4 separate regions of the Homo sapiens genome follow, and regions 1, 2 and 3 are each linked to region 4. Evidence: chromatin contacts called from ENCODE Hi-C or POLR2A ChIA-PET data. All regions are on one chromosome and are shown on one strand. Each heading gives the region's core, a stretch centred on a gene start or an enhancer-like site at or near the end of the contact. The rest is flanking DNA. Distances are from core to core; before and after follow the strand shown.

What was found. Hi-C counts contacts between places; a loop is a spot of excess contacts on that map. ChIA-PET counts read pairs that join two places held with the same protein, here RNA polymerase II (POLR2A). Pooled maps may share reads with other maps.
Region 1: a map of sigmoid colon shows a loop between it and region 4 (9-fold over the local background). The contact joins the promoter of SLC38A7 here to the promoter of KATNB1 in region 4. A Hi-C loop is called at or near these places in 1 of 168 maps with a recorded cell type or tissue (sigmoid colon) and 7 of 50 pooled maps. POLR2A ChIA-PET finds 5 or more read pairs at or near these places in 1 of 52 experiments (activated CD4-positive, alpha-beta T cell).
Region 2: a map with no recorded cell type shows a loop between it and region 4 (13-fold over the local background). The contact joins the promoter of GOT2 here to the promoter of KATNB1 in region 4. A Hi-C loop is called at or near these places in 1 of 168 maps with a recorded cell type or tissue (posterior cingulate gyrus), 3 of 37 single-sample maps with no recorded cell type and 10 of 50 pooled maps.
Region 3: a map of B cell shows a loop between it and region 4 (32-fold over the local background). The contact joins the promoter of SETD6 here to the promoter of KATNB1 in region 4. A Hi-C loop is called at or near these places in 4 of 168 maps with a recorded cell type or tissue (B cell, ascending aorta, naive thymus-derived CD4-positive, alpha-beta T cell and 1 more) and 13 of 50 pooled maps. POLR2A ChIA-PET finds 5 or more read pairs at or near these places in 1 of 52 experiments (HEK293).

What each region holds. Positions count from the first base shown.
Region 1 is chr16:58,681,430-58,687,853 of GRCh38, reverse strand. SLC38A7 (solute carrier family 38 member 7) reads left to right here and starts at 3,084. Exons shown (of 12, transcript NM_018231.3): 1 at 3,084-3,137; 2 at 3,676-3,899. RefSeq lists enhancers at 3,298-3,357, 2,868-3,712.
Region 2 is chr16:58,730,528-58,736,086 of GRCh38, reverse strand. It overlaps GOT2 (glutamic-oxaloacetic transaminase 2), which reads left to right and starts at 1,771. Exons shown (of 10, transcript NM_002080.4): 1 at 1,771-1,947. The coding sequence starts at 1,859. RefSeq lists enhancers at 1,647-1,726, 1,426-2,044 and silencers at 2,167-2,256, 2,357-2,446.
Region 3 is chr16:58,513,299-58,519,530 of GRCh38, reverse strand. It overlaps SETD6 (SET domain containing 6, protein lysine methyltransferase), which reads right to left and starts at 4,014. Exons shown (of 8, transcript NM_001160305.4): 1 at 3,967-4,014; 2 at 3,434-3,740; 3 at 3,188-3,329; 4 at 2,859-3,053; 5 at 2,603-2,723; 6 at 1,300-1,480; 7 at 988-1,130; 8 at 1-807. The coding sequence starts at 3,993. The coding sequence ends at 502. NDRG4 (NDRG family member 4) reads right to left here. Exons shown (of 15, transcript NM_001242835.2): 15 at 5,912-6,232. RefSeq lists enhancers at 2,141-2,310, 2,960-3,129, 4,170-4,339 and a silencer at 3,390-4,049.
Region 4 is chr16:57,731,096-57,737,078 of GRCh38, reverse strand. It overlaps KATNB1 (katanin regulatory subunit B1), which reads right to left and starts at 1,309. Exons shown (of 20, transcript NM_005886.3): 1 at 1,224-1,309; 2 at 1-101. LOC107984852 (a long non-coding RNA gene) reads left to right here and starts at 435. Exons shown (of 2, transcript XR_001752221.3): 1 at 435-643; 2 at 1,472-3,250. It overlaps DRC7 (dynein regulatory complex subunit 7), which reads right to left. Exons shown (of 19, transcript NM_001289162.2): 19 at 5,274-5,914. The coding sequence ends at 5,821. RefSeq lists enhancers at 114-183, 1,552-1,721, 1,468-1,762, 1,742-1,851, 2,481-3,458 and a silencer at 1,002-1,241.

The DNA.
Region 1 (6,424 bases), core at 1,835-4,334, 950 kb before region 4:
GTGACTCAATTTATATGAAAGGTCAAGAATAGGCAAACCCACAGAAGCAAAGAGTAGATTCAGAGTTGCCAGGGGCTTGGTGGAGGGGGAGATGGGAAGTGACTGCTAATGGGTTCAGGATTTTAGTAGGGGAGGGTGATCACAATATTCTGAAATTAGATAGTGGTCATCATTGCACAACTCTGAAGAAACTAAAATGCACCTTATTGGACTCTTTCAAAGGGTGGATTTTATGGCATACGAATATCTCAACAAAACTATTCTTATTTTTTAAATTTTTTTTTCCAAGGCAGAGTCTCACTCTGTTGCCCAAGTTGGAGTGCAGTGGCGCAATCTCGGCTCACTGCAGCCTCCACCTCCCAGGTTCAAGTGATTCTCGTGACTCAGCCTCCTGAGTAACAGGGATTACAGACATGCACCACCACACCCAGCTAATTTTTGTATTTTTAGTAGAGACAAGAGTTTCACCATGTTGGCCAGACTGGTCTCGAACTCCTGACCTCAAATGATCTGCCTGCCTCAGCCTCCCAAAGTACTGGGATTACAGGCATGAGCCACCATGCCTGGCCTCAATAAAGCTATGTTAAAAAAAAAAAGGCAGACAATTCAAATGTCCTTCAAAGAGTGATGGGTAAGTAAACTGTGGTACATACATACCACTGAATACTACTCAGCAATAAAACCTATCTGTGTTGACGTATATAGCTTAGATGAATCTCTTCTAGGGAATTTTACTGAGTTAAAAAAAAAAAGGCAATCTTAGAAAATTACAGACTGTGTGGTCTATGAACTGAATGTTTGTGTTCATCCCAAACTGATATGTGGAAACCCTAATCCCCAACGTGATAGTATTTGGAGACGTGCCTTTGGGAGGTAATTAGGTAATTAAAGCCCTCATGATGGGATTAGTACTATTTTTTTTTTTTTTGAGACAGAGTCTTACTCTGTCACCCAGGCTGGAATGCAGTGGCACGATCTCGGCTCACTGAAACCTCTGCCTCCTGGGTTCAAGCAATTCTCCTGCCTCAGCCTCCTGAGTAGCTGGATTACAGGCGCATGCCACCACACCCAGCTAATTTGTTTTGTATTTTTAGTAGAGATGGGGTTTCACCATGTTGGTCAGGCTGGTCTTGAACTCCTGACCTCATGATCTACCTGCCTCGGCCTCCCAAAGTGCTGGAATTACAGGCGTGAGCCACCACACCCAGCCGCAGGATTAGTTCACTTATAAGAAGAAACAAGACCAGGCATGGTGGCTCATGCCTGTAATCCAAGCACTTGGGGAGACTGAGACAGGAGGTTCACTTGAGCCCAGGAGTTTGAGGCCATTCTGGGCAACATAGGAAGACCTTGTCTCTATAAAAAATGAAAAGTTAGCTAGGCATGATGGCACGCATGCCTGTAGTCTCAACTATTTGGGAGGCTGAAGCGGGAGGACTAGTGGAGCCTGGGAGATGGCGACTGCAGTGAGCTGTGATTGCGCCACTGCCCTCCAGCCTGGGCAACAGAGACCGTGTCTCTAAAAATAATAATAATAATAAAATAAATAAAAATAAGAGAGAGTTTACTTTCCCTCTCTGCTTTCCGCAATGTGAGGACACAGCAGGAAGATGGCCATCTGAAAACTATGAAGATGGTCCTCCCCAGAACTTGACTCTGCTGGCATTCTGACCTCAGTCTTGACAGCTTCCAGGACGGTGAAAAATAAATCTCTGTCGTTTAAACCACCCAGTCTATGATACTCTGTTATAGCGGCCTTAACTGATTAAGACAGTATGATTCTATTTTTTTTTTTTTTTTTGAGACAGAGTCTCACTCTGTCTCCCAGGCTGGAGTGCAGTGGCACGATCTCTGCTCACCGCCACCTCCGCCCCCCGGGTTCAAGTGATTCTCCTGCCTCAGGCTCCCGAGTAGCTGGGACTACTGGCGTGCACCACCATGCCCAGCTAATTTTTGTATTTTTAATAGAGACAGGACTTCGCCATGTTGGCCAGGCTGGTCTCGAACTCCTGACCTCAAGTGATCAGCCCGCCTTGGCCTCCCAAAGTGCTGGGATTACAGGTGTGAGCCACCGCACTCAACCAGTATGATTCAATTTATATAAACTTTTTGGAGGCCAGGCACGGTGGCTCATGCCTGTAATCCCAGCACTTTGGGAGGCTGAGGTGGGTGGATCACTTGAGGTCAGGAGTTTGAGACCAACCTGGCCAACATGGCGAAACCCCATCTCTACTAAAAATACAAAAATTAGCTGGGAGTGGTGGTGCATGCCTGTAATCCCAGGTACTCGGGAGGCTGAGGCAGGAGAATCACATGAACCCGGGAGGCAGAGGTTGCAGTGAGCAAAGATCGTGCCACTGCACCCCAGCCGGGGAGACAGAGTGAGACTCTGTCTCAAAAAAAAAAAAAAAAAAAAAAAAAAAAAAGGTGTGATTTGGGTTTCTAAGGATTCCCAGTGTGTCCTCATCGGTGAGGACCTCTGATGCATGGAGAGGTAAGTGCAGTGGAGAGCATATCCACAAAACAGAGATGAGGCTATTGGGATGCTGGAGATTACGTGACAATTTATGAGTGACACACAGCCAAGAACAGAACCAGGACTGGATGCCCATTTCGTCATTCAACAAATATTTACTGAGCACCTACAATCCCTCAAAAACTGTTCTAGAGTCTAAACCGATGGGGTCGTAACCATGCCCCCAGCCCACTCCCTTGCAGGAAAGACCGTGGCTCCAGGTCCCCCACATTACTGATTAAAAAAAAACTCCAGTGCTCTGGCCATGGGCGTGAAGGCAAGGACAGAGACCGGGAGGATAATGAGGCCAAACAGCTTTGGCCCACCGCCACCGGGACTGGCAAAGAGGCCAGACCTCCTAATGCTCTTCCTTGGAGGAAGGAGCAGTGTTTGATTTGGTCAAGAGGCCAAGACTAAAAGTAAGAGGATAAACACGAGCTGGCTGGACGCGAGGCTGGCTCAGGGCAGTGCTGTCGGGCTGAGGATTCAGGGAGCTGGTGTTGTCCAAGCTTCACATTTGCGGAAACTACAACTCCCAGCGTGTCCCGCGGCCGCCCGAGCGGGCGTCATGTGATGCATGCTCACGTGTCTCCGCAGCCGGCTCGGGAAAGAATCCCCCAAGGTAGGTGGCCGGAGACAGGCTCTGGAGGGTGGAAGTGTTAGATCCCCGAGGTCTGTGGAGCCCCTCAGTCCCCGCCACCGCGGAAAAGCTCAGACCCTTTCCCTGCAGGGGTCCAGATCCTGGCGTCCTCGCCCCACGCCCGTCCCTCTGTTGCGCCAGCTCTGCCGCGCCTTTACCCAGCCAGAGGGTCTCCACCCAGTCCTAGGCCGGGATCGGGTCCCGGAGCTCCTCCCCAGGTTACCCCACAGTAGCCCACCCTTCTCGCTCCAGGCCTGGGAATCGCCCCGCCCCGGCCTCCTGGCCCGGGTGCGCCCTGGCTCACCTCACAAAGCCTCACCTCACAAAGCAGCCCACCCTTTCTATCTCAGGGCTCCAACCCCAGGCTGGACTGGGAGCACACTCCAGTTGGGATCTGAGGGGCCTACATCGCTGGCCTGAGCATGTGGGCATCAGGCTTCTATTCTGGCTCTGCCAGCTACCCACTGTGACCTTAGTCTAACCTCTCCCTCCTGGGCCTGTTTTCCTATCTGTCCTGAAGCTCCATTTCATGAGTAAGCGTGAGAGCCGCTCAGTTTCCTCCAGCTCTGCTGAAGCCAGCACAGAAGTAGCCCAAACTCTTCCCTCTGCTGACAGCAAATTTTAGGCAAAGTCTTGAGAAAGAAGAAATTGGGTCCAGAAAGGGAAGTGAGGAGAATCAGATCCCAGACCTTTGGGGAGAAGGAGCAACCGCCTCTGGCACAGCCCATCAGGGAGAAAGAGCAGGTAAGGTGCAACAATGAGCTGAGTAATTTGCCAGTGAGCAGTGGGGGTGCCGAGAGGTCTTAACCAAGGCAGAGAATCTGCAAGAGGTGGGACCCCCAGCTTCTGAGTTCCACGAGGACCCCAGCCTGCACTCTCATGTGGGTGGCAGGAGAGGCTGGAGGATGGTGCAGGACTCGGGCAGGGGTGCCCAAGGGAAACATTTTGGTTGGAGAGTCAGGAAGCCGCACCAAGCCTTGTGACCTTGGACGAATCACTCTGTAGACCTCTGTCTCTGTGACGTGAGCAGCGGGGAGGAGATGGTCACAGCTCTGGCAGTGGTCACTTTGCAGGGTTCTTTCTCTAGCTACACTGGAAGCCTGGGAGTCCCAAGACTCTGCCTTCGCTGCTCACTGCTTTGATTTTGCTGAGTTGCTGGTTGGGTGACAGGATGTGTAAGAGGATGTGTAAGCCCTGTGACATCTGACAGATCTTTCTGGGTTTCGAGCCAGCAGAGGAATGTTTCCTCTGGTGCCATGTCCCTTGGTTCCATGCTTGATAACAGATGGCTGAGAGCACATGAACTTTCACCCTTTCCCTCTCATGAGTGGATGGTCCCCAGCTTTGTTTGTCCATCATCAGGAGGAGCAATGGGAAGTAGTCCAAGGGGTCTTGTTAGTCATTTTAAACCCCCAGTGGGCTGAAGGCATCAGAGAGGGTGGCCCAATGGTTAGGGCAGTCATTATGGCTGAATATGCTCAGTTCCCTTTTTTTCCCTCTGGGCTATAAAGACTAAACCAGGCTGGGGGCTGTGGCTCACGCCTGTAATCCCAGCACTTTGGGAGGCCGAGGCAGCAGGATTGCTTGAGCCCAGGAGTTCAAGACCAGCCTGGGCAACATAGTGAGACCTCCTCATCTCTACAGAAAATTTAAACATGACAGGCGTGGGGGGCTTGTCACGTGGGAGAAGTCACATGGGAGAAGAGTTGAGAATTGGCCTGAATTTTGAAAGGCCAATTTTGTTCCCCACAGGAACAAAAAATTTAAAAAGTTGGCCAGGCGTGGTGGCTCACGCCTGTAATCCTAGCACTTTGGGAGGCCAAGGGGGATCACAAGGTCAGGAGTTCAAGACCAGCCTGGCCAACATGGCAAAACCCCATCTCTACTAAAAATACAAAAATTAGCCAGGCATGGTGGCGGGCACCTGTAATCCCAGCTACTCAGGAGGCTGAGGCAGGAAAGTCTCTTGAACCCGGGAGGCAGAGGTTGCAGTGAGCTGAGATTGTGCCATTGCACTCCAGCCTGGGTGACAAAGCAAGACTCCGTCTCAAAAAAAAAAAAAATTTTAAAAGTTAGCTGGCTGTGGTGGCACACACCTGTAGTCCCAGGTACTCGGGAAGTTGAGGTGGGAGGATTGCTTGAGCCTGGTAGATTGAGGCTGCAGTGAGCTCTGATTGCGCCACTGCACTCCAGCCTGGGCAACAGAGTGATACCCTGTCTCTAAATAAATAAAGACTAAACCAGGGAGGGAGTAGAGATTAAAATGGAGTTTTGTATGAGTACCGTGAAATCGGGACTCAGGAATGAGGAGACTCTAGGAGAAGGAGTCTTTGGCAGATTTCGCCAGCCTGGGTGGTAACCAGCTAATAGCAGCCTCTGGGGAAGACTGCCCTGGCTCCTCCCTGCCCCCTTAGTTCCTGCCCTTGAAATCTGGCCTTCTTCCTGCTCTTTCTCCCATTAGCTATCCCAGGGCCTCTGTGCCCATTGTTACCTGGCCAATAGCACCAGGCTGTGGTTTGAGTTTTGTTTGTTTGTTTGTTTTGAGATAGAGTCTCACTCTGTCGCCCAGACTGGAGTGCAGTGGCGTGATCTGGGCTCACTGCAAACTCTGTCTCCTAATTTCGGGCGATTCTCCTGCCTCAGCCTCCTGCACAGCTGGGATTACAGGGGTGCACCACCACACCTGGCTAATTTTTGTATTTTTAGTAGAGATGGGGTTTCACCATGTTGGCCAGGCTGGTCTCAAACTCCTGACCCCAGGTGATCTGCCCACCTCGACCTCTCAAAGTGCTGGAATTACAGATGTGAGCCACCACACCCGGCCCAGGCTCTGGTTTTGATCAGTGTTCTGCTCCCTGCTTGCTTAGGGCTGGAGAGTCTCAGGCATGGTGGTGGTGGGCAACATGGGAAGGGGCATCTGCAGAAATAACAGCAGCAGTGACCATTTATTGAGTCTTAAACCCTTACTGATATTAACACACGACCCACAGGAACATATGATGTAAAGGCCTAAAGGGGCGAAGTGACTTGCCCAGGGTCACACAGATAGGCAGCGGAGGAGTCAGCATTCTGACGGCAGAACCTACTCGGAGACCCAGATCACAGCCCTGCCCAGGGCTGCTCTTGATCTGGGGGTGGACTTGATGCTTTAGGACCATCATTTCTCTGCGGGTCTCAGGCTATGAGCTGAACCTTGAGAACACTGAAGATCCTTTTTCAGGGCTGGGCTCCTCAGAGCCTCTCGAGATTCTTGGAAGAAAAAAAACTGC
Region 2 (5,559 bases), core at 522-3,021, 1.0 Mb before region 4:
AGGTCATATGAGAGCATAAGGGTCTGAGACAGTAAATTGGAGCTGGGCCGGAAGGACCTAGAATGTGGCCCTAAGTAGGGGTTTAGACTTTACCATTCAGGCAACGTGGAGCCACAGAGGAGATATTAAATTGCCAAGGTACACAGTTCTATCTCGGTTTTATTTTATTTATGTATGTATTTATTTATTTATTTAGAGCCAGCGTCTCACTCTGTTACCCAGGCTGGAGTGCAGTAGCGCAATCCTGGCTCACTGCACTCTTTTTTTTTTTTTTTTTTTGAGTCGGAGTCTGGCTCTGTTGCCCAGGCTGGAGTGCAGTGGCGCGATCTTGGCTCACTGCAAGCTCCGCCTCCCGGGTTCATGCCATTCTCCTGCCTCAGCCTCCCGAGTAGCTGGGACTACAGGCGCCCGCCACTATGCCCGGCTACTTTTTTTTTGTATTTTTTTAGTAGAGAGAGGGTTAGCCAGGATGGACTCGATCTCCTGACCTCGTGATCCGCCTGCCTCGGCCTCCCAAAGTGCTGGGATTACAGGCGTGAGCCACCGCGCCCGGCCTGCACTCTTGAATTAATGGGCTCAAGCAATCCTCCCTCCTCAGCCTTCTGAGTAGCTGGAACAGGCACGCAACACCACATCCTGCTAATTTTTTTTTATTTTTTTAAGAGATGGGGGTTTCATCTTGTTACCCAGGCTGGTCTCAGACTCTTGTTTTCATGCTATCCTCCTGCCTCAGTCTACCAAAGTGTTGGGTTTACAGGCATAAGCCAACACACCGGGCCCCTACCTTGGTTTAAGAGACGAGTATCAGAGAAATAGACTACACATGAGAAAGACTCGTTTGACTTGTGGATGTGTCTGAAATTCATTTGCTTTTTCCTTTAAAACCGATTCATTTCCTTCAAAACCGATTCATTTCCTTCCACAAACAGTTATCAGGATTTGACATACACGAGTTTGTCATTAATGACCATGGGTTATTTTGTGCTTACTAAATCAGGCCCTGTTTTAGACATAATCTGCTAATCTTATTAATCCTCACAACTGCCCCACAAAATACACATGCGACCCTCTCCATAAAAGGGATAAGGAAGCCAGGTGCGGTGGCTCATGCCTGTAATCCTAGCAGTCTTGGGAGACTGAGACGGGCAGATCACTTGAGATCAGGAGTTTGAGACCAGACTGGTCAACATGGTGAAACCCCCGTCTCTACTAAAAATACAAAAATTAGCCGGGCGTGGTGGTGGCACCTGTAACCCAGCTACTCGGGGAGCTGAGGCAGGAGAATCGCTTGAACCTGGGAGGCAGAGGTTGTAGTGAGCCGAAATCACGCCACTGCACTCCAGCCTGGGTGACAGAGTGAAACTCCATCTCAAAAAAAAAAAAAAAAAAAAAAGGGTGGGGGATAAGGAAACATTCAGGAACGACGTGACATGACTTGTGCTTAGGGAAACTATTAGGGTTGAAAGTAAGGCCACCTTGGGTCCTAATGGCTGTAAGGCATCAGACAAAATACGTCAACTATGTCAGCCTACATTTTCTCATCTTTCAAACTGCCATAACAGCAGCCACCTCTTCGGCCGGCCAGGCCTGGCCCAGCTGGATTAAATGAATGAAGCGCAGCAAGGGCTGGGCGTAGGTAAACTGTGCAGTCATCCTCTTCCACGACCTCCGCTGAGCCCACGCCGCTCCGCCCGCCGGCCGCCAGGGATCGCTGTGACGTGGCTCGGGCCCAGCACGCGGCCGCTCTGGCCCAGGGAAGTCCCTGTCCTTACCTTCAGCAGGAGCCGGTTCCCTGTGTGTGTGTCCGCTCGCCCTCTGCTCCGTCCTGCGGCTGCCCACTGCCCTCCTACGGTCCACCATGGCCCTGCTGCACTCCGGCCGCGTCCTCCCCGGGATCGCCGCCGCCTTCCACCCGGGCCTCGCCGCCGCGGCCTCTGCCAGAGCCAGGTAAGCCAAGGGAAACGGAGATGGAGCCAGGGCGATGGCCCTGCCCCGCCGAGCTGCGAGCACCCCAGGACATTCACCCCTCCCGGCCCCCAAATACACACTGTCACTCACACGCACACACACACACTTTTCTGCCACCCCCTCGGCTTTCCCTTACTGGGGACTGAGGATTGAGCGTCCGTGCCCCACAGTGATCCTCAGGATCCCACATCCCTCTGGTCCCCGCACTGGGCCCTGCAGGAAGGCGTGCAACGCAATCCCTAGGGAAAGGAAGTGTGGCCCTCGGCGGTTGCCGGACTCCCATTCAGTGGGAGGGGTGCGGATAGTACTGGGGCAGCGGCGCCGGGTAACGACCGTGCCCTTGATAGGGTGCCCTGGGGGCGGCGGGCGCACCTGTCCTGGCCCCCGGCCCGCCCGAGTCGGTGGGCCGGCGGCGGCTGGCTGCCGCGTGTGTGCCCTGGGCGGGAAGAGCGCGAGAGGAAGGTTTCCGGGGCGCCGGCATTCGGGCCTCGCTTTCCTTCCCGCACCTGCGACCTTGGCGTGCGGCATTCTCCTGACCTTGCGACCCCCCGAGGTCCCTGTGACCCCGGGGCCCGTTTGGCCTTTGCTTGGGAAAGGGTCGAGGTGTAGTGTGTCTCTTTTTTTGTTTTGTTTTGTTTTTTCCTTATTGCCCCTAAGGAGGTCCGGTTGCAGGGAGGCTATCAATCTTCCTCTCCATCTCCCTGTGCTCTTTCATTCAGTAAATATTTCGTAACTGCAGTTTCTCAGAGCCAGGCTCTGGACCAGATGCCAACGATACAACTGTGAACAAGGCGAGGGAAGGACAATGACAAATGGTCATTGCTCAAAAAATGACAAACGTAATTTCGTACTGTGGCGTGTATAATAGTATGGAGGGAAATTTCAGAGCTTGAAACGAGCTCTAGTAATTCATTCCCAGTGGAGACCGGAGCCAGAAGATTAATTCAACTCAAGAAGCCGATTTGGAGCACTCTCCTTAAGCACTACCTTAATAAGGAACTGAGTTTTAAAACCACCCCCAAGCAGGTATTAACTGCAAGGAGCAAAGCGTAGCTTGGCCTTTCGTTTGAATGTATGCTCTGTGTCTTTCAGCCAGCAGAACTATCTGTCCTTTCCAAGGCCCCACAGCCTTGGCAGTACAGTTTTGCCCAGGCTTCGCACTTTTTTCTCTTCCTGACTTGGCTCCTTCCTGGCCCACTGTCAACGTGTGCTCTTTAAGTCTGCCTACCTAGTGGGCCAGAGCCAGGAGGAGTTATTTATGCAACAAATTTGGAAAACCAAAGGAGTGCTTAAAATTTCCGTCAAGAGAAAGTATGTTTCCCTATTGCAGTAATCTTAAAATAATACCTTGTTTTATGGATTTGGCTAGATCACCTGAAGCTCTAGTGCTTGGTGAAAATCCCTTGGGGTCAGGGTTAGTCATTCTTTCAGTTTGAGAGTCTGACTCATTTTTCTTTTCTGTATTTTTCTTACTAGAATGTAAGTTCCATGAGAGCGGAGACTTTACCTACTTTATATTCACTGTTACATCTCAGCACTATTAACAGTTGCTGGCATGTCTCTTATATTGGATATTTTTATTTTAAGCCCTGATTTTTCACGTAATGCAACGGAAACAAATACAGTATGACATTTTAATGTTGTATCTTAGATCAAAATCTGAACATAGGCTGGTCCAAGTGTAATGGTGTTTACAACTAATTGATCATAACCAGTTACAGATTTTATTGTTCCTTCTCTCGACTAATCTTACACAGGGGAACCACAGTGCTGCAAAATATGTACCAAAAAAAATTCCCTTTTTTTTTTTCTTTAAATACAGGGTCTCACTGTGTTGCCCAGGCTGGAGTGCAGTGGCACAATCATGGCTCACTGCAGCCTGACCTTCCAGGCTCAAGTGGTCCTCCTGCTTCAGCCTCCCAAGTAGCTGGGACTGCAGGCATACACCACCACACCCAGCTAATTTTTTATTTTTTGTAGAGACAGAGTCTCCCTGTGTTGGTCTCAGACTCCTCCCACATCAGCCCCGCAAAGCGCTGGGATTATAGGCTAAGCAACCCCACCTGACCAGAAAATAAATTCTTGAAATAGTTGAGCACCTAATGTTGAGGAATTACTCTTCAGATTTAAATAATGATACCTGATTAGGTGACAGAATCAGATGCCATATTTGGCATGAAGGTTAACTCTTCAGGCAAGATCAGACTTCCCTCCTTACACTGTGGAAGTGATCTTTACCTAGCTCCAAATGGTAAAAGTGGAAAATACTTAAACTGAATTCATCGACATTTCTATTTAAATGGCTCATTCTAATACAATAAAACCTTGTCTGTTGTTATTCTGAAGAACTGAGGATTTATCCAATGGCATACTTGGAACTCTTTGTAAATATGTGGAACTCTTTGTAAGTTCAAGTGTATCATTTAGCTAAACACTGCGAATAAAACTTTCTCTTGTTGACTTGTACTGTAAATGTATAGTGACATGAGATCAGACATAGTTGCAGTTCAATGAAGAAAAAAAAAGATGCTAATGTATTTTGATTTATAATGATTTGCTTTTAATTATTTAATTCTGATTATTTACTTTTTGGTGAAATAACTGAGCAGGTCTCGTGAGACTTTAAAAATGCAGTGTGCAACTGTGGTACCATAACCATTGGTTAAAAGATCACAGACCAGGCACAGTAGCTCACACCTGTAATTCTAGCACTTTGGGAGGCTGAGGCAGGTGGATTGCTTGAGCTCGGGAGTTCTAGACCAGCTGGGCAACATGGCAAGACCCCGTCTCTACATAAAATACAAAAATTAGCCGGGCATGGTGATGTGCACCTGGAGTCCCAGCTACTTGGGAGGCTGAGGTGGGAGGGTCGCTCGAGCCTGATCGCTTGAGAGGTGAAGAGTTGCAGTGAGCCCGCTGATCACGCCGCTGCACTCCAGCCTGAGCAACAAAGCAAGACTGTGTCTCAAAAAAAAAAGATCACAGCTGTGCTATTGTCTCTGCCATTTTTAGCTCTGTGATTGTGGGCAAGCTAATTAACTTCCCTTCTGATTTTAAAGTAAGAAGAATGTGAGGAAAAGCAGTTTAAAAACTGTAAAACTTTAAGTAGGCTTAAGCTCCAGGGAAATTACAATGCGTTTCGATTGGAAAGGCTTACCTGAATACTTGGTACCTAACCTCTCTTGGATGACCAGTCAATATTGCTCAATGTTTGAGGCTTTGTGCCTGTATCCAAAATGTACTGATAGAAATCACTTTCTAGGTCACAGGTTATCAGCATGAGTTTTGCCCCTAGAACACTCCTATTTTCATCTACTCGATTCCTTTAAAAACATCAGAGTTCTTACAATATGTGTGTAGTCTTTACCATTTTAAGAAATGGAATAATGAAAGGCATGGAGGAGTTGAAAGATGGTTACTAATGTGGGGCTAATCAAATTGAGTATTCCCTCTAGGCCAGGTGCCGTGGCTCACACCTGTAATCTCAGCACTTTGGGATGCTAAGGTAGGAGGATCACTTGAGCTCAAGAGTTGGAGACCAACCTGGGCAATATGGCACAACCCCATCTCTACAAAAAACTAGCCAGGCAC
Region 3 (6,232 bases), core at 2,765-5,264, 780 kb before region 4:
GAAGTCCTCCTTGAGTGATGTCTTAGGGTTTATTCCCTGAGAGGTGGTTTGTGCCATCTAGACTGAACTTTGGGTAACTATCGAGTACCAGTTACACAGCTTATTAAATCCAGAGTCTTTTCAATAAAGGTTAAGTGACTTCCTCAAACTAGACTTAGATTTAAACCAGGGGTCTACCTCCAAAGTCTATTATTAAATGCTGAAACACAACAAGACTTACTTATTACTACCGTATGTCCACTGGCTTTGGTTAAAACTGAGAACAAAACATCTGTAACATGCTTTAAGTAACAATTAGCAGTGATTCCCAAGTCTGCTGTTCTCAATCCTAAAACACATCACCCTTACCTGAGTTAATCCTAGCACACCAACTTTGCTACTTTTCCTCTTGGTGTTTAGTAAGCAAAAGAAAGATCCAAATTTTCCTCTTTTTCAAACATCAATGAGTATTAGCTTAGAATAAAGTTCTTATTGCTGTTCCTTCAGGGAACAGGGAAACTGCTAACTTGTCAGCTCCAACAACTGATGTAAGATCATCTTCTGACCATAGCGAACCTGTAAGGCTTGCTGTTCCCTCCAGCTGAGTTTCGCATAGACTTCCTTATTACTGAGTAAACCTTGGTCAGTTTTTAAGTCTGTGGCATAGGTCTGCAAAGTCAGTAGAACACTGTTTTGAAGCAGCTGTCTCCACGATGCTTTGAGCTTGGGAATATTTGTGATCGTCAGGCTGCCCTCTTCCCTTTTATCATCTCCCCCTCCATCCTGGTCTTTAAGCTCTCTGAACTCCTCAGCAGGCATGCACAGTACCTAGAAGCAACCACAGAGCTCTTTAATTAGATGTACTGCTTTTGTACTTCTGAAATGACTCAGGAGACTAAACTCATCTTAGCATTTATTAAAAATCCCACATTTCCTCTCTCATCTTCTAGCTATTTTGCTTTAAATACTTAGATTATCAGCATTAAATGGCCATTTTCAGCCGTTTACCTTTAGTGTGGTGGTCAGCTCCTCTTCAGTCAGCACCTCCTCCCTCCCTATCACAAAGGCTCCCTCTTCCCCTACCATCTCCAGTTTGCATAGGAAATCCCAGCGCTCGTACACTAGGTGCCTTTCAGCTTCAGTTTTTGTTCCTGTAGATGAAACAGCAATGTGAAAGTCTCAGTACACCCAAGGGTTCATTTCTTCTTTAGTCTGCCACCCAGTCTACAAAGTCAACTGCTATTTAGCAAAGCTATTTAACCTGAGGCATGGGTATAGACACACCATCAGTGTCAAATATTGAGTTAATGATACACTCACCCTGTAATGCTGCCTCACGAACTGTCACCATCTGAATGTCAGCTGTGTCATCTGTGTTGTCAGGATATGGTTCAACAAAACCGTACATATGAATCAGTTGCCAGTTAGCCATTTGCCCATAAGTGTTGAAAATCTCATGGCCTTTAGGAATGGGCTGAGTGGCTACCATCCGAAGACAATTCTGAGGTGAAAGGGAGAAGCTGGGGCCATGCCTTTCACGGGCCAGCCCCATGAAGATTATTTCCACTTAAGAAGAGCCTTCAGCAGGTGTAGTTCAGCCATGACTGATGCTGTTAACTACCAAAGTTCTACCTTTAGTTCCTGTTAGACCCTAAACTGTGAAACAAAAAAGGGTTGGGCTAACTTTAAAAGGCCAGCTTCATGTTTAACTGGGTGGATTTCTGCACAGTCCTCTTCAGCACTTAAAAAGTTGCTAGCTTTAAAAACGAAATTTTCGGCCAGGCGCAGTGGCTCACACCTGTAATCCCAGCACTTAGGGAGGTCAAAGTGGGCAGATCACCTGAGATCAGGAGTTCAAGACCAGCCTGGCCAACACGGAGAAACCCCATCCCTACTAAAAAATACAAAAATTAGCCGGGCATGGTGGCAGGAGCCTGTAATTCCAACTACTCGGGAGGCTGAGGCAGGGAGAATTGCTTGAACCCAGGAGGCGGCAGTTGCAGTGAGCCGAGATCACGCCACTGCACTCCAGCCTGGGCGACACAGTGAGACTCCGCCTCGGGGGGGAAAAAATGGAACTTTCGCAGATCAAAGTGGGAAAGGAAAATGGAGGCAAGGATTAAGAAATAACCATACTTACTAATTTCTGATCCTATAAATGTGCCATCTTTTCAGGCTACTTTTTATATAGAATAGAGCTGGTATAAACACAGCTTTATATCAGTTCTAGGATCGTCTTAGACCTTTGGCCTGTGAATGTCCTCATCCCTCCAAAACACGGAGACTATCACTGTTCCAGGCTGCTATCCACAGAGCCACACACAGTCTGGGCTCACTGATGTGATCAGCCAGAAAGGAATGAAACATGGCTATGCAGACCACTCAATGTCTAGCACTAAATAAATGATGGTAGTATAGTTTATCAGAGGATTAACCACAACTTACTTTGAGGACTTTAAAATGTTTCGCATTCAAATGATTCTACAGTAATATGCATACTAAAAGGACATACAGGAGGAGCTGATTTCACCTACTCATTTTGTAGCACTAGTAAGAGAATGGAGCCTAAGACACAATGGCTTGAATCATGCTCAATCAGTGCACCAAGAGAAACTCCACTCACCGCAGAGTATTCTAGATTGGCGTTGTGATTGGCTAAGTGGTTTAGTATGTCTGCAGCAGGCACCATCACGGGGGAGTTGGGCTCCTTTTCATCCTCTTCTTCCTCCAGTGGTTCCTGAAAGCTGCCATTGACAGAACCTGGCTAAGGCCCTGTCTTGGGTGAGGGACTGGGGGTGGATTTCACTGTTTTTCCACTTTTGTCCCTCTATAGAGTTGTAAAGAAAAGGGTTCCGTCCTCAGAGGCCCCACCCACTGACCTATAGGCCATCACAAGGGCCACCAGCTGGTGGTAGAGTTCTAGGGAGCGAACCCTGAGGCTGAAGAGATCGGGGTGGGCTTCCATGAAGGGCAGCACGATGGACTGGTACTCGCTGCGGATGTTGGCCAAATCCTTCTCCACGGCCTCAGGTACGCCTGTGCCCTGGAGCAGGCACCGGCGCTCCTCCTCTGGCCTGCAGGGACACCCACACCCAGGTTCCCTTCATTCCTTCACACACTTTACTGGGTAGGACTGGTGCAGGGGCGGGGAAACTTCTTGCAGCAGGCTACGGTGCAGGCGCTCCCCAACCCCTCCCAAGGCTCTCACCAGAACATCGGGTGCTCCAAGCGGCCCAGCTCGGGCCAGAGCGCAAAGTAGGGCCTCCAGCGTGAGGCCGGGGCCTGCAGCTCGTGGAGCAGCGCCAGCAGCAGTGGCACCCAGCCCGACTGGCTCTGCAGCGCAACTCGCTCTGAGGAAGACACAGGTGTGAGCGCCCCGGCGCGGCCTCGCGGGCCGGGCCCGCCCCGCCCCGCCCCGCCCCGCCCCAGGGCCCTAGCCCGCCGCCGTGCCCACCTCGCTCCAGCAGGCCGCCGATGGAGCAGGTGTGCTGCGACAGGAGCGCGGCCCGCGGCACCACGAACAACAGCTCTCCGGCCTGCACGCTCTCCCGGGCCACCATGCCGTAGCCGGCCACCGTGCCCTGCCGGCTGACCGCCACCTGAGCAGGAGGGCTGGTCAGGGCAGCCCGCGCCCCGCCGCGGGTCCTCCGCCCGCCGGCTCGCTCGCTCACCTTGGGACTCAGCTCCAGCCCCACCCGCCGGCACCAGCTCAGGAAGCAGGCCACAGGATCCAGGTCGCCGCCGTCCACGGGCCCCGCCACCTGAGATAAGTGCGCGCAGTGACCAGGTCCGACCCCCAGAGAGGCCGCTGGGAACTGCAGGAGACCGCGGCGCGAGCGCAGAACGGGCTTTGGGTGGAGGAGGGGACGAGCGGAGAGGGGCGCGGGACCCGCGGGAGGGAGCGGAGGGGGCGCAGGCGGACGGTTCTGCGAACGGAGAAGGGGTGAGGCGCGGAGGAAAAGGCTGGACCCCGCGCCCGCCACTCACCCGTGGACGCTTCGCCTGGGTCGCCATGGTCTAAGAGCGCGTTTCCTCGCGGGCCGGCGCACCGCGCGGTCACTTCCGGCGTCTCTGGCCCCGCCCCGGCGCCGGAACCACGTGGTGCCTGTTTTGTCGTCCACGCTGCAGACTGGCCGGAGTTACCGCGGGCTGGAATCGTTCCTCATGAAAACATCTTGAGTCCAGGATCTCCAATTGCACTCACGCGCTGCGAGTGCAGAAGGAGAGTCCCGTGCCGCTTGGCGCCTGGTTCTGAGCCAGGTACAGCCCTGGCCTTCGGTCTGTCCCCGAGGGCTGAGGCTTCTTGCGGTCTGGGTGCAAGAACAAAATACGGTTTCTGGATCGGAAGCCGAGGGTCTGGTGGCCGGCCGGTGGTGAGCGACGCAACTGGGCGGCGAGCGACCTCCTGATCTCGACCCCTTGTTGCCGATGGCCATGGAACCCTTTTACTGGTGGTATTCGTTCAGAGCAGTTTTCGTGTGTGTTTCAGAGTGGCGTGGCCTAGAGGGCTCCTGGATCTAGAATAGATCCTCTCTGCCCTTATTTGCCAGTACATCCTCGTTTTTAATCTGCTGCATAGCACGTGGTGGGTTTTATTAGCTGACATAGTAGGGACTCAATATCTACCTATTGGGTAAATAAATGAATAAAACAAATGGTGGTTAAACCTGGGGAAGTAGCATGCTGTTAAATGTAAGAAAATGAGGCTGTGAATATAGAGGTTACAGGAATGGGTTTTGAAGCCAAGCAACGCCGCAGCTCAACACTCAGTTTTTTTTTTTTTTCCTTTTTTTTTTTTTTTTTTTTGGCGCGTTGGGGAGACGGGAGTCTCGCCCAGGCTGGAGTGCAGTGGTGCGATCTCGGCTCACTGCAACCTCCACCTCCCGGGTTCAAGCAATTCCCCTGCCTCAGCCTCCCAAGTAGCTGGGACTACAGGCGTACGCTGCCATGCCCAGCTAATTTTTTGTGTTTATTTTTAGTAGAGTCGGGGTTTCACCGCGTTGCCCAGGCTGGTCTCGAACTCCTGAGCTCAGGCAATCCCCCCGCCTCGGCCTCCCAGAGTGCTAGGATTACAGGCGTGAGCCACCGCGCGCGGCCTGGTCTGTTACTCAGGCAAATCCTTTTTCCTGAACCTTAGTCTCCTCACCTGCGAAACTAAGATAATACCTACTCTGTAGAATTAATGTAAGGATTGGTATGTTGACTAAAGAAAAAATATTAAGCTTTTAAATAATTAAAATTAGTTTTATTTAGAAGCCTTATTGAGGACTATAGACTGAGGCCTGTAGCCCAGGAGTAATCTTGTGAGGCTCCTCTAACACGGTATTTTAGTTTAGGTTATACATAGGTGAAGATTTAGTATGTGTAAAATCATATCAAAGTTTAGGGATAAGTATATCTGGTTATAGATTGCAGAGTATAATCATTAACCCTGTCAGACATGATCGTATGTTTAGGAGAAGGCAAAGAGTAGGTCATTTATCTTTGAAGGAATGTAGTGACTCAGGCAAGAGATTTGGAGGGCAGGGGTGTTTTGTTTTGTCTTTAAGGCATTTTTTTCTGGAGAGCTGTATTTTGTTTTTTTGTTTTATTTTGAGGCAGAGTCTTGCTCTGTCATCCAGGCTGGAGTGCAGTGGCACGATCTCCACTCACTACCACCTCTGCCTCCTAGGTTCAAGCGATTCTCCTGCCTCAGCCTCCCGAGTAGCTGGTATTACAGGCACGCGCCACCATGCTCAGCTAATTTTTGTATTTTTAGTAGAGACGGGGTTTCACCATGTTGCCCAGGCTGGTCTCGAACTGCTGGCCTCAAGTGATCTGCCCGCCTCAGCCTCCCAAAGTGCTGAGATTACAGGCTTGAGCCACCGTGCCTGGCTGAGGAGAGCTGTATTTTGTCACAGAGTCAGGGGAGAAATGAGCACATAAGCAGAAATGAGCACATAAGGCTTTTAATGTTTGTGACATTCTCATCTCACCGGTAAAATAATGTGACGTGTACTGGAAATAGAAAGATGGGTGGAGACCATCCTCTCCTAGCACCCTCAACCCAAAACCCAAGCAGCACCAGCAGCCCCTGCCCAAACATTCTGTTTCTCCAAAAGCCTCCCATGATGGGCATGGCATCACCACACTGGAATTCTTCTTAGGTTCTTTATTAGTTTTTCAGCACAGTTAACTCTTTCTACGTTGACTAGAGTTTTGTTTTACATTTTATCATCTCATGACAGCAGCCACCAGAATACACAAAATTAGG
Region 4 (5,983 bases), core at 60-2,559:
TTCCAAATTACCCACAGCAGCAACAGCAGCAGCCTGTGCACATCTGTCACGATCCTGGATCATGGAATGTTAGGCTCGAGCCATCTCAGCTCAATACAGGGCTGCAATACAAACAAGAGGTGACGTCATGTTAGAAAATGCTTGGTAAGAGCTGTTGCTCCCTGGATCACCAAGACCACTTGATAAAGACTGACACCCACCAAAGCCACCAGAGTCAGAAGCTGCACTGCAAATTAGGTTTGGGAATCTGCAGAGGGGGCACCTCAGGTAGGGTGATTTGGAACGTAAGGAAAAAGAAACTCCTCCCAGAGGCCAGGATAATGAGCTGCAGCTCTGTTCCGGGATGCTGGCTGCCTAAAGTGCAGCAGCCGCAGTGGGGCGGAGAAGACCACGTGTCTGCAATTCACATAGATTTCCTGCGAGTCGTTGTTTTTGTCTGACGTGTGGGATGTGGGAGAGCGGAGTCAGAAGCTAAGCTTAGGGGCCTAGGAAAGGCATCCCAGAGACGGCCACTGAAGTCCTCCTTGGAAAGAATCTCGAAGACGACCCTGATGGTCCAATTCCCCAGCTCCTGGCAAGGGAACCGCTCCTGCTCCCTGCGATTCCCAAGGACAGAGCTAGGAACTAGGCCTCCAGTCTGGGCGTAAGTGGCTATGACTCTTCAACTCTAAAAGGCCTCCTCATGGAGCCTCCCACCTCCTTCCCACAGCCACTTCACCTCTTTCCCATGAGCCCGCTCCCCTCCGTCCCCTTTCTCCTGGGTCCCCGGGTCTGCCTCTCTAGTCCTCCGTTCACACCCCCTTTTCTCCCTGCCCCCTGAGTCTCCCACTTATGCACATCCTGTCTCCCGATATCCCTCACGTGGCCCCTGCCTCGCCAGACTCCCGTTACTGCCCTTTCCCATATGCTCGCGGGGTCTCCCATTCATTCATTCTCCTACTTCTCTTCTCCCTATTCATTACCTGTCCTTCTGCAGACCCCCAGCTCTGCTTCCGGCCTCCCTGGTTTTGCCCCCTCCGGCCTCCACCCCGACCCCTCTCGTCCGGGGGCGGGGGCAGGTCCCTCGGCCACGGCTGATCCTCCCAACCCTCTGCTTGCGGAGTACGGGCTCTAGCCTCCCCACGCTCAGAGCTCTCTGCCCGCAAGCCCAGCCAGCCCCGCCTGGCTCGGCCCAGCCCAGGGCCCACCGTCCCCTCGCCACCTCGTCCCCTTGCCCACTCCACCTGCAGCTGCGGCTCCGGAGGCCGAGGCTCCGCTCCAGGCGCGACCCCCACTTGCCTCCATCCCCTGCCTTGATTGGCCGCTGCTTGACAACCGACCCTCACAACAAAACCTCCGGCTCAGAGCCCCGCCCACCTTGCCTCCCGCACCAATCAGCTGCCGCGGGTGCTCCGCCTCCTGCCAGGACTGACCAATGGAAGCAGGCGCTTCTGCCGCTTTTCCTCAGTACCCGCCCTCTTTTCCTAAATAGGACTAATCAAGAGGAAGGAACGTTCAAGAGCCGCCCCTTGGCCTCTAATAAACCAATGCAAGCTGCCGTTTCCTTAGTCCCGCCTCCGTCTCAAGTTTTCCCTTTCCTCTCCGTTTCCTCCCTCGAACCTAATTTGTGTCTGAAAACTTTTGAGAGCCGCCCTCCAATGGCGGCTGCGCCAATGGCTTGAGCAACCGTCCTGGATTGACCAATCAGCGTCCGCATTATTGGAAAACTCAATTCCCAGATAGCCAATGGGAAAGGAACTTCGGGGGCAGTGTGAAGCCTCAGGCCTTCCATCTTGGAGTGGGGCAAAACCTAAGGAGGCCTTAGTCGGCATTTTGCCGAAGCTCCTCATTCTTCACTTTGCCTGCAGATGGTCCCCCGTGGCAGGAGGACTTTGTCCCTGTTCTTTGACCCGGACGCCGGCTTGAATCCCCCATGGGAGGTCTAGAAGGAAACAGCCTGATTCCGGAGCCGAGGCAGGCGCTGAACCCTGTAGCACTGCACACGCAGCCACCGCCTCGACTAATGGATGCGTGGGCAAGGGGCTGCTCCCTGAATGGCTGCAATCAGGGAATCGGAGAAAGGCCAGCTTTATTTGTGACACGTTGGGCGGGGTGGGCTCTGGGAAGCGCCGTAACCCTTCTCGACTCAGGGCCTCTCGCGTGGCCGCTTAGGAGGGACTTGGCCCCGCAGCCGCCTCTCCCTGTTGCCCAGAGGTTGTCCCAGGCACCCAGAGCCCCTCGAACCTTGCCCTTCGGCCTCCAGCCTCTCACCGCAGGTCAGGGCTCCTTGGGCTCACATAACGCCCAGTACAACCATAAGAGGTAGGAATTCCTGTTCCCATTTACAGATGAGGAAACTGAGGCCCGGGTTAAGATGCTTGCAGAAAACCACACGGTCAGAAAGTAATAGCCCCAGAATTCGAACCCTTGTTCTGAAAGCCAAAGCGTGGGGGAGTCCCCACTCTGCCTTCTGCTTCAGCCTTCTGCTTCAGATTCTCCTGCTTCAGCCTCCTGGGTAGCTGGAACCACAGGCGCCCGCCACCACGACGGGCTAAGGCTAGTTTTTATATTTTTAGTAGAGACGGGGTTTCTCCATTTTGGCCAGGCTGGTCTTGAACTCCTGACCTTAGGTGATCCACCCGCCCCAGCCTCCCGAAGTGCTGGGATTACAGGCGTGAGTCACCGCAAGACACCTTTAAAAGATTAGCAGAATAACATCGGATCAAAACTGTCTAGCCTGCAGTTCCCCTTAATTTTGTATTATAAAAAGAAAACTAAACAGAGAAAACTTTAAAAGACAATATAATGATACCACGTAGATTCCAGTACTTGTTAACAGTTTGCCATATTTGCTTCGTCTGTGTGTCTTTTCGGAACCATTTGAAAATTGTAGATATGACATTTCACCCCAACACCAAATACTGAGCATGTATCTCTTAAAAATAAGGCCCTTGGCCAGGCGCGGTGGCTCACGCCTGCAATCCCAGCACTTTGGGAGGCCAAGGCGGGCGGATCACCTGAGGTCAGGAGTCCGAGACCAACCTGGCCAACATGGTGAAACCCCGTCTCTACAAAAAAATACAAAAATTAGCCGGGCGTGGTGGCGCACGTGCCTATAATCCTAGCTACTGGGGAGGCTGAGGCAGGAGAATCACTTGAAACTGGGAAGCAGAGGTTGCGGTGAGCTGGGATGGGGCCACTGTACTCCAGCCTGGGCGACAGAGTGAGATCCATTTCAAAAAATAAAAATAAAGCCCTTATTCTACAATAACCATTGTTATCACCACTGCTAAGAAAATTTAATTCTGTAACAACCAGTCCATATTCGTATGTCCCCAGTCATCCCAAAAACCTTTTAGGACTTTTTTTTTCTAACTAAGAACCAATCAGTATTCACCACACTTGACTCTTAAGTTCTTTCCATTTCTGTCCCCAAACTTTTATTTTTATGACATCGATCTTTTGAAGAGATCAGGCCATTTACCTAGATTGTCCCACGTTAGGAATGTTTCCTTTTAGTATCATTTACCTGAATTTCCTGAAGTTCTTGTTAGATGGACGTTCTTCTTAAATGCATTTCTTCCCTTGAATTTCTTAAGTTAGGGCTAAAGGCTTGATTAGATTCATGACAACAAGCAGTCAAAAACACTCCAGAGGACACATTGTAAGTGCACAAGGTTGATGAATTTTTACAAACCGAACACACCCAGGTCAAAAAGCAGAACGTGACTAGAAACCAGAACCTCCCCTCCCAGGGCTCCATGCTCACATCCATTCACTAACCCTCACACTCCAAGAGTGACGGTTGTCCTGACTTCTAATATCACCAATTAATTTTCCTTATTTTTGTTCTTTCCATAAATGGAATAATAGAGTATGTACTTTTGTGTCTTGAATCTTTTGACATTATACTTAGGCAGTTTGACCATATCATTCCATATAGTTGTGTTGCAGTTCATTCATTTTCATTGCTCTATGATATGGTTTGGCTGTATCCCCACCCAAATCTCATCTTGTGAATTGTAGCTCCCATAATTCCCACATATTGTGGGAGGGACCCAGTGGGAGATAACTGAATCATGGGAGGGGTTTCCCACATACTGTTCTCATGGTAGTGAATTAGTCTCACGAGAGCTGATGATTTTATAAGGGATTTTCCTTTTTGCTTGGTTCTCATTCTTTCTTGTCTGCCACCATGTAAGATGTGCCTTTGGCCTTCTGCCATGATTGTGGGGCCTCCCCAGCCGTGTGGAACTGTGAGTCCATTAAACCTCTTTTTCTTTACAAATTACCCAGTCTTGAGTATGTCTTAATCAGCAGTGTGAAAACAGACTAATATACTCTATAACCTCAACATTATTGGCATTTAGACCTAGATAATTATTTGCTGTGGGGGGCTGTTCTGGGCATTGTAGAATGTTTAGCAGCATCCCTGGCCTGTATGCACTAGATGCCAGTAGCATTCTCCCTAAGCAGTTCTCCCTAAGCAGTTAAAGACAACCCAAAATATCTGAAGACCACAATTTATGTATCCATTCTGCTCTTGATGGGCATTTGGGTAACTTCCAAGTATGGTGCTATTATCAATAATGCTGCTATGAAAGTTCTAGCACATGCCTTTTAGCAGATAACTATCTATCTACATTTCGGTTGAGTTGTTCATCATTCTTACTTGATGAATGATGGATTGGAGTAGAACCTAAGAGTAGAATTGTTGGGCTTTAGTTTAGCTTTAATAGATAATGCCAAGCAGTTTTCCAAAATGGTTGTACTGATTTATACTTTCACTAGGAAGGCTATTTGGGAGTTCCAGTTGTTTCTCATCGTCACCAGTACTTTTTATTTTTTTCATACCGGAGGGTGTTGTGACATTTCATTTGCCAGATGACTCATGAATTTGACAACCATTTCATGTGTTTTTTGGCTATTTTGTAAGCTAACATTTAATGACTGCTTTCTATGTGCCATTCCCAGCCTCCCTGCTTTATAATTTATGTCTTTTTTTTCTTTTTTTTGAGACAGGGTTTTGCTCTGTTGCTTAGGCTGAAGTGCAGTGGTGCAATCATGGCTCACTGCAGCCTTGACTTCCTAGGTGAAAGTGATCCTCCTACCTCAGCCTCCTGAGTAGCTGGGACTACAGGCTCATGCCACCATGCCTGGCTCTTTGTTTTTTTTTTTTTTTAGAGATGGGGTCTTATTATGTTGCCCAGGCTGGTCTCAAACTCCTGGGATCAAGTGATCCTCCTGCCTCAGCCTCCCTAAATGTTGGGATTACAGGTGTGAGCCACCACACCTGGCCATAAGTCTTATTTAATGCAACAATGCTACCCCATTCCACAGATGGGTAAGTGGTATCTGGTAAGAGGAGGAGCTGGGATTCAGTCCTCAAATTCTGGGGCATGCATCTTAGCCTTCCCCATCCCACTTGGTGAGGTGGGCCACCCTAGTCACATTGAGATATAACCAGTTGTTTGCAGATGGCTGTGGGACCATCTGCAGAGGTGCTGTGAAGACCTGACATTCCAACGGAGAGAAGGACAGGAAGCAAACGACAGGCCAAGGGGAGGAAGGGGGTGGTCCCAGGCTATAGATAACAGAAGAAGAGAAAGGCTGCTGCTGGAGCTTGTGAAGCGCAAGGCACAAATGGCAAATTAAGAGTGTGTTTATTTACAGGAAAATCATGAGAAGCAGGAACAAACAGGGCTGTAGGGGAGGTGGGCTGGCAGTGAGGCCAGGTGTCTGTGTAAACAGGCATTGGCTGGATAGAGGGAACACAGGAGCCAGGCTGCGGGAAGAGGTTTCCTTTCTCTGGCAGCTCTGGCTGAGGCCCCAGGAGGGACATCAAGCGAATATTTTCTGGAGCTCCCCCAGGCGTGGGTCCTTGTAGAGCTTTTCCTCCAGAGCCAGGTACTTCAGTGGGGCCAGTTCCTTGTGTCTGAAGTCAGAGAGGCAAGGAAAGAGGGTGAGGGGTTACAAAGCTGGTGGTCCAGCCTCCCAGTGGGTT